2 separate regions of the Mus musculus genome follow, and region 1 is linked to region 2. The links are chromatin contacts, found by POLR2A ChIA-PET in ENCODE. All regions are on one chromosome and are shown on one strand. Each heading gives the region's core, a stretch centred on a gene start or an enhancer-like site at or near the end of the contact. The rest is flanking DNA. Distances are from core to core; before and after follow the strand shown.

Region 1 (3,826 bases), core at 794-3,293, 140 kb after region 2:
AAGGCATTCTTTACAAATTTCCTTTAAATTCCACTAAAACCAAGCCCTAACCTTTTACCTCTCTAAGGGCCACAGCAAGGACACAAAGACAATAAATGGCTGGAGGGAAGCTCCACCTGTTGGTTGGTTAGCTGGCAGGGCCGGCTAGCTTCTTCCCACCCGATAAGGAAGGACAGCAAGGATCACTCCCTTTTGTAAGAGCCTTCCCTTGGAGGGGCTTGGGAGATTCCCTGCAAACATCCGTGCCACATGCTAGCAGTCTCGACCCTGCCCGTCGAAGGGCGAGGGACCGCGTGGCAACTACCACCGCTCTGCACAAAAGGTACCACTGCTGTGGGGGAAGACACCCGATTCTATCGGGGCATCCCCGGAAGGGGCGAGGGCGGTGCGGGTCGAGGGGGAGGCCAGGTTGCTGCTTGGAGAAGGAGGAGGAGGAGGGTTCCGCCACGCGCCGAGGAAGAAAGCCTGACTCATGTCGTGGCAGCAGCGGAGGGCTCCTGGGAGCTGCAACTCGTGATGCTGCTGTTGCTGAGGAGAAAAGCCTCATTACCCGTTCCGCAGGCCGGGGCGGGGGAGCCACCGCCCCAGGGCGCGCACACCCGAGACCTAGCGCTCCGCACCCGCCTCGCCGCCGGGGTCCGCGTGGGAGACAGCAGCGGACACGCCTAACCTGCGCGCACGCGCGCGGCGTGGTTCCCCCCCCCCCTCCCAGCCCCACCCCAGCCTCTCCACGCGACCCGGATTCGCTCGCTCGCGCGCCCGAGTGCCCCACCCCCCACCGCCCTCCGGCGTCGGCGACTCCGCCGGCCTTCGGTAATTTCCGTGGGAGACGGAGCCGAGAGCTCGGCGCGGACCGAAGACAGGCCACCTCCCCTGGTCAGACCCGGCTTTATGTCTGCAGCGCCGGCGCGCACGCGCAGACGCCATCTTCCCTCCTCTCCTCCACGACCCCTCCCCCCTGCCACCTCCTCCTCCTCCTTCTCCTCGGTCAGAGCTCGACCCTCCTCCTCTCGCGCTGGGGCGCTGGTCCCTCCTCTCTTGATGCCGCGAGAGACCAGGGGATACGGAGCAGCCCGAGAAGAGCACTAGTAACAACCATCACAGCCCCCTCCTCGCCCGACGCCCTCCCACTCCCCCGCCCCGCGCCGCCACCGACCAACCCCACCTCTCATTTCTTTGAACGGCGTCGGCTGCAGCCGCTGCACCAGCCCCGTCTGGCCGCCACCGCCGCGAAAAGGAGCCACCGCCGCCCGCGGCCCCCTCCCTCCCTCTCTCCCTCCCTCCCGGTCGCGGGAGCAGCTCGGTGCCGAACCAGCCGGCGGGCCGAGAAGAGGACGCGAGCTCGCCCCTCCGCTCCCGCGCACGTCCCGCCGCCCGCCGGAGCAGCCCGGGCGCCGGCGCCCTTCCTCTCCGAGGACGTGTGGCGAGCCGAGCGCCTGCCCCGAGGGAGGAAAATGCTCGGGCTCCATGGCTGCCAGTGATGGAGCGGTCCCTGGGCTCCCGCTGCTGCTGCCGCCACCGCCGCCGCCGCCGCGCCCCGGCCGCGCTCCGCGAGGATCCGGCGTCTCTGCGCGCCCGCCCGCGCCTCGTTGCTGGGCTCACCGTACCGGGCGCCCCGCCACCGCCCCGCTCGCAGCCGCGCCGCCCGGGCCCCAGCCGCGGCCAGCCTTTCCTCCCGGAGCAGCCGTCGCGAGCCCAGGGGGTTTGAGAGGGGCCGCGGGCCGTGGGGGGAGGCCCGAGCGGGGCCGGCCGCGCCGGCAGGGGAGGTTGGAGCGACGCTGAGCTCAGGGCTCGCCGGCGGCCGCGGCGCCGGGGGTGGCGAGGGCCGGGGCGACCGCTCGCTCCGCGCTGCCTCGGTGCAGGACGAGCGGAGGGGCTTTTGCAGCGGCCGTCGCCGCGGGAGGAGGGGGTTGAGCTGGCTCCGGAGTTGGCCAAAGAAGGTGGGCATTTCTCGCTTCTCCTCGCCTCCCCCGCCCCCTCCTGGGCTCCCCTCCCTCCCGCCCCGCACCCCACGTGAAGCGGAATATAAAGGGGGGTGTGTGACTGGAGGGGGAAGTGAATGGCGAAGGACTGAAGGGGTCCCCCTTCGGTTCCCCAGCCACCTGGTTCACCCGGTTCATCCTCCCTTCCCGAAGTTAGCCCTCGAAGGCACGAGCAGCCGGCGCCTTCGGCAGAGGAGGAGGAGGAGGAGGGATCGCGTCGGGCGGAGCTTCAGGTCCTGTTCGTCTCTCCGGCTTCTCCATACAAAGATTACGGTGCAGAAGGAAATTGCACTTGCCTCCTCCGCCCCCCGGTACCCAGCACAATGCACCAGCCGCCGGAGTCCACCGCCGCGGCGGCCGCTGCTGCAGACATTAGTGCTAGGAAGATGGCGCACCCGGCAATGTTCCCTCGAAGGGGCAGCGGTGGTGGCAGCGCCTCTGCTCTCAATGCAGCAGGTACGGGCGTCAGTGGTGCTGCTCCATCTTCTGAAGATTTTCCTCCTCCTTCGCTGCTCCAGCCGCCGCCTCCTGCTGCATCTTCCACGCAGGGACCCCAGCCTCCGCCTCCACAAAGCCTGAACCTCCTCTCGCAGGCTCAGCTGCAGGGACAGCCTCTTGCGCCAGGCGGAACTCAGATGAAAAAGAAAAGTGGCTTCCAGATAACTAGCGTTACTCCGGCTCAGATCTCTGCCAGCATCAGCTCCAACAACAGCATCGCGGAGGACACCGAGAGCTACGACGATCTGGATGAGTCGCACACGGAAGATCTCTCCTCTTCCGAGATCCTCGACGTCTCCCTTTCCAGGGCCACTGACTTAGGTGAGCCTGAACGAAGCTCCTCAGAGGAGACTCTGAATAACTTCCAGGAAGCTGAGACACCTGGGGCAGTCTCTCCTAACCAGCCCCACCTTCCTCAGCCTCATTTGCCTCACCTTCCACAACAGAACGTTGTGATCAATGGGAATGCCCATCCCCACCACCTCCATCATCACCATCACCCTCATCATGGGCACCACCTTCACCATGGGCACCATCATTCATCACATGCTGCTGTGGCCGGTCCATCCATTCCCGGAGGGCCACCCTCGAGCCCAGTGTCCAGGAAACTCTCTACAACTGGAAGTTCTGATGGTGGTGTGCCAGTCGCACCTCCTCCTGCAGTACCATCGAGTGGCTTACCAGCATCAGTGATGACGAACATCCGTACTCCAAGTACTACAGGAAGCCTAGGTATAAATTCGGTTACTGGCACGAGCGCTACGAATAATGTTAACATTGCTGCTGTGGGTAGTTTCAGTCCCAGTGTGACGAACAGCGTGCATGGTAATGCTAATATAAATACAAGCAATATCCCTAATGCTGCTAGCATAAGTGGTGGGCCTGGAGTTACCAGTGTTGTTAATTCGAGTATCTTGAGTGGCATGGGCAATGGTACCGTTTCTTCCTCTCCTGTTGCTAACAGTGTCCTTAATGCAGCTGCAGGTATCACTGTGGGAGTGGTTTCCAGTCAGCAGCAGCAGCAGCAGCAGCAGCAACCAACAGTTAACACATCGAGGTTCAGGGTTGTGAAGTTAGACTCTACTTCTGAACCCTTTAAAAAAGGTCGATGGACTTGCACAGAATTCTATGAGAAGGAAAACGCTGTGCCAGCTACAGAAGGCGTGGCCGTCAATAAAGTGGTGGAGACGGTGAAGCAAACCCCCACGGAAGCATCGTCCTCGGAGAGGGAGAGCACTAGTGGGAGTTCTGTGAGCAGTAGTGTGAGCACACTGAGTCACTACACGGAGAGTGTGGGAAGTGGAGAGATGATGGGAGCCCCGGCTGTGGTGGCGCCGCAGCAGCCG
Region 2 (4,027 bases), core at 996-3,495:
GACTACATTCACAACATTTATCAAAGCACAGTGTGCCTTGTCCTAGCAGAAAAGAAAGTTCAGTGCTTGCATCATGATGACCAACCACCTGGGATGACTGACATGGTCAACACTGGCCTGAAGCGCTTCACATCACTACACCAGGAGCAGCTCCTGCCTCCCAAAGCTACAGGAATGAGACACAAACCCAAATGATAAACAAGAGTTCTCAAAAATCTCTGCACAAACTCCTAAGCAAAGATGGAGTCATAGCTACTTTTGTAATCTCTGCCAATTAATATACTCCCAAACCACGAACCAGAGATTACAAAATAAGTTGGAAGCACAGCCTTGGGGACTCAGACTGGCATTCCCCATGTGGCCTCACTGGTGTGGTCTGCAGCAGTCATTGGTGTTTTCCTTTGCACTCACAGTGACATTCACCTGGGGGAGAAGGACAACTGGATGACAGAGCCTTCCCAGCAGCCCCTGTGGTCAGAGTCCCTGCCATGAGAAGTGAAGGAGGAAAGGATCGGGCGAGGTTTCCATGGTTTCGCACTTCTCCTTGTCAAATCCTCTCCCCGGCTTTCATGAGCATGGAATAGTTCTGCACTGATGTCCCTTGGAGTCCTCTGATCTGCCTGCCTGGGTCTCTTCATCCCTTAACCTCCTGTCAGATCCCTTGCCTGCCTGCCTTATCTGGCTCATGTTAGTCCATATTTAAATGGTTTTCTTCTTTTTTCCAGCTTCTCAAAGCCAGTAACTCTCTAAGAAGTATAGACTATTATCAGACATATCACCTTATTTTCCAAATCTACATGCTTTCCTTACAACACTGACTGCCCTGTTTGCATTTGGGCTTTGTTGACAGTACTGTGAGCTCCACATAGCTGTTGCCTATTTCTCTCCTCCCTCTCTCCCTCCCTTCTTCCCTCTCTCCCTTCCCTTCTTCTTCCTCCTCCTCTTCCTACCTCCCCCCTCCCCCTCCAGGATTTCTGTGTTACAAGCCCTGGCTGTCCTGGAACTAGCTCTGTAGACCAGGTTGTCCTTGAACTCCCAGAGATCTGCCTGCCTCTGCCTCCCAAGTGCTGGGATTAAAGGCTCGAGCCACCTGTACGACTGTCTGCCTGCTTATCTGTTTTTGTGTGCTGTACTCCGTTAACATGGTTTTTGACATGAGCTTCTTTGCAAGGATTCAAATCTCAGACTCAATGTGTGTTAGCTCAGCATCTGTTTCCTAACCTGGTAAGGGAAACTCTGTCTATTTCACCACCCCCCACCCCAGTCACATTTCCTTTGTCCTCAGTCCCTCTACTCCATCCAATCAATAGCCTCATCCTGTCCTCTCTGCCTTTCTAATAGCTCTTGGCTGTGGCTTCAGTTCTGAGTGTCTTAGCACCTCCTAATGATGATCAGTCTGTCTCCCTCCTCATCCTCCCCTCTGCCCCACCCAAACCCATCATCCTCACTGCAGCTGATGATGGCTCTAAGATGGAAACCTGATTATTTCGCCTTTGCTTCCACATCCCAAATTCTGGTTCAAGCTCTCTAATGTTATATGTAAAGTCCTCTCTGACCTCACATCTTCTCCTCCTCATCGACTTCGCCCTCCTTGTTGTCCTCCGTTCCAAATCCAAACTCCATCTATTTTGGGCACATGGGTTTCTACAAATATTTGATTCAAATTTATATTGTTAATGCATTTAAATCATCCAAGCAGCTGTAAGTGAAGGTATTCATGCAAACCTATAACCTATTATGCTTATATGCACGGAGGACCATCAATGCATTAATTTGTGAATTCTCTGCATGAAATCTTCATCTTTTTTTTTTTTTTTGGTGACTATTCCTGTTAATGCGCACATGCCATTGATTAGAGAAGTTAGTAGTTTCCATAAGCAATTTCTTTTTCTTTAAAGCTCAGCCATTTCTATGTTGAATCACACAATTGGGGGGAGGGGCGGTTCGAGCCTCTCAGAACCAGTATAAGCACATCACTGTGCCTTTTGCTGAGTCTTGCCTCTACAGACTTGGCAGTGAATGGCCTGGAGCTTGCTATCAGTATTTAGGTGGAGGTCAAGCTGGTCATGTGCTGCTGTGGTCTAGTTGAATCCCTAAAGACATGAATGGAGATAATGCTGATTTCACTGGGTTAAATTCCAACAAGAGGTGTTTCGGGCTGCTCACAATGGATTTGGAGGTGGGGGGAAAATGAGTTTGTCCTTGTCCCTTTTGGCCACAGTGCTGGTTGGATTCCTGAGCGTGCTAATCATTGTCCTGAGTGGCGCCGGGCTTTAACCTGGTGCTTATCAGCTCCGGAGCTGAGGAGACCCGGCTTTGTCTCTCCAAGATTAGATTGCTACAGCCTCACTGCGTAAGGCGTGTGGAAGTGGGTGGGTAAGCCCTAACTTCCTACAGCAAAGGCCACCTAACTTCCTACAGCAAAGCCCAGACCTGGATAGAACAAAGGGCCAGGACTTTCACCCAATGACTTGCCAGCACCGGACAACTAACTGGGGCCTTTCCTGTCTACACCTCTCTGGAGCCTTTTATCCAGCAGCCCTTTCGGCTAAGGAACTCTGATTTCTCTTGAGATAAGACACTTACTGCCTGACTCAGGTTTCTGCTTTTCTTCTTTTCCATCCCCGTCAGTTTTTTTGTTTTGTTTTGTTTTTGTTTTCGCTGTTTTTTGTTTTACGAGACAGGGTTTCTCTGTGTAGCCATGGCTGTCCTGGAACTCAGAGATCTTCCTGCTTCTGCCTCCTGAGTGCTGGGATTAAAGGTGTGTACCACCACGCCCGGTTCCGTCAGTCTTTTATTAACCTCATAGGCTGGTCTGCCACTATGGGATGGTCCATCTTGTTCACCATTGAGCTTTTAGAGTCTGAGCCCCGGGCCTGGCAGTCCTAACAAGCCAGTCCTGGACACTGTGCTCAAAAGACTAATTAAAAAGACAAGCAATGGTGAAAACTCACCAAAGAGAGACGAATCCAATGTGGCCACATCAGGAAGATGAGCACAGAGTCCAGTGCCCTCTCCCACCGAGTCCATCTTCAGGGTCCCAACAGGAAGATCTTTATATACAGGGTTCTTGTATTTAGGTTCAAACACAAGGCAGTAGGTATACATACCTGCGTTCTTGTATTTAGGTTTAAACAAACACAAGGCAGTAGGTATACATACCTGGGTTCTTGTATTTAGGTTTAAACAAACACAAGGCAGTAGGTATACAAACCTATGCAGCCTCAGTTTGGGGGTGGTGCTATCTGTCACCAACCCATCATCTCTTACTTCCCATCTGTCCTCCATGGTGGTCTGACAATTTGTGACACCCCACACCCCGGCAGCAGCCAAGCCTTTGGTCACCTTGTTCTCCCTTCCTGTTTCAGCCCGTGCTAAACTCTGGTCTTGCTCTCTGACCTTGGCAACAAAATAATGTTGTATTTTCCCAAACCTCTCTCCACAGTCTCCCGCCAGTCAGAAACACCAACTATCAACTGCCTGAGACACCATTAAAAGCCACATCCCGGGTTTGGGGAGATGACTCAGTTGGTGCAACCCTTGCCATGAAACCCTGCATGGGGACCTGGGCTGGTCCTCAGCAGATGAGCATCCAGGCAAAAGGCCAGCGTGCCAGTGTGGCAGCGGGCGTGCGCCTGTCATCAGAGCAGCCTGGAGAGGGAGACCTGTCGAGAGCCCCGGGGCTTGCTGCTAGGCGGGCCGGCTCAGTTGAATTGGTGAGCTCTGGTGAGAGAGCCTGTCTCAGAAAACAAAGTGGCTAGGAACGAATACCAACTCTGAACTCTGACCGCTGCACGCATGTATGCACAGGAGCACACACATGGACGTGTACAACGCACATACACCTCGAACACACACAGATGTAATAAAAAATAAATTAGGGAGATAAAATTCATCTACTCACTGCTGCTCCTTGGACTCCTATGAAATTCCCTTCCTGGGTGTATCGATCTGCAGGGTGAGCTGGCTACATCACAGGGCCTGGTAATAAACTGTTTCTCTTCTCTTTCTTCCTTTTTTTCTTTCT

Evidence for each region. ChIA-PET counts read pairs that join two places held with the same protein, here RNA polymerase II (POLR2A).
Region 1: POLR2A ChIA-PET joins it to region 2 with 71 read pairs in Patski. The contact joins the promoter of Tsc22d1 here to the enhancer-like site in region 2. POLR2A ChIA-PET finds 5 or more read pairs at or near these places in 4 of 5 experiments (Patski and embryonic stem cell).

The regions. Positions count from the first base shown.
Region 1 is chr14:76,413,778-76,417,603 of GRCm38, forward strand. Tsc22d1 (TSC22 domain family, member 1) reads left to right here and starts at 2,044. Exons shown (of 3, transcript NM_207652.3): 1 at 2,044-3,826. The coding sequence starts at 2,306.
Region 2 is chr14:76,274,511-76,278,537 of GRCm38, forward strand. No RefSeq gene overlaps it. Among named protein-coding and RNA genes, the nearest start is that of 2900040C04Rik, 25 kb to the left of the region's middle. Within about 2 kb of position 2,246, at least 1 of the 3 ENCODE cell types and tissues checked has a DNase peak (open chromatin) inside an H3K27ac peak, as active enhancers do.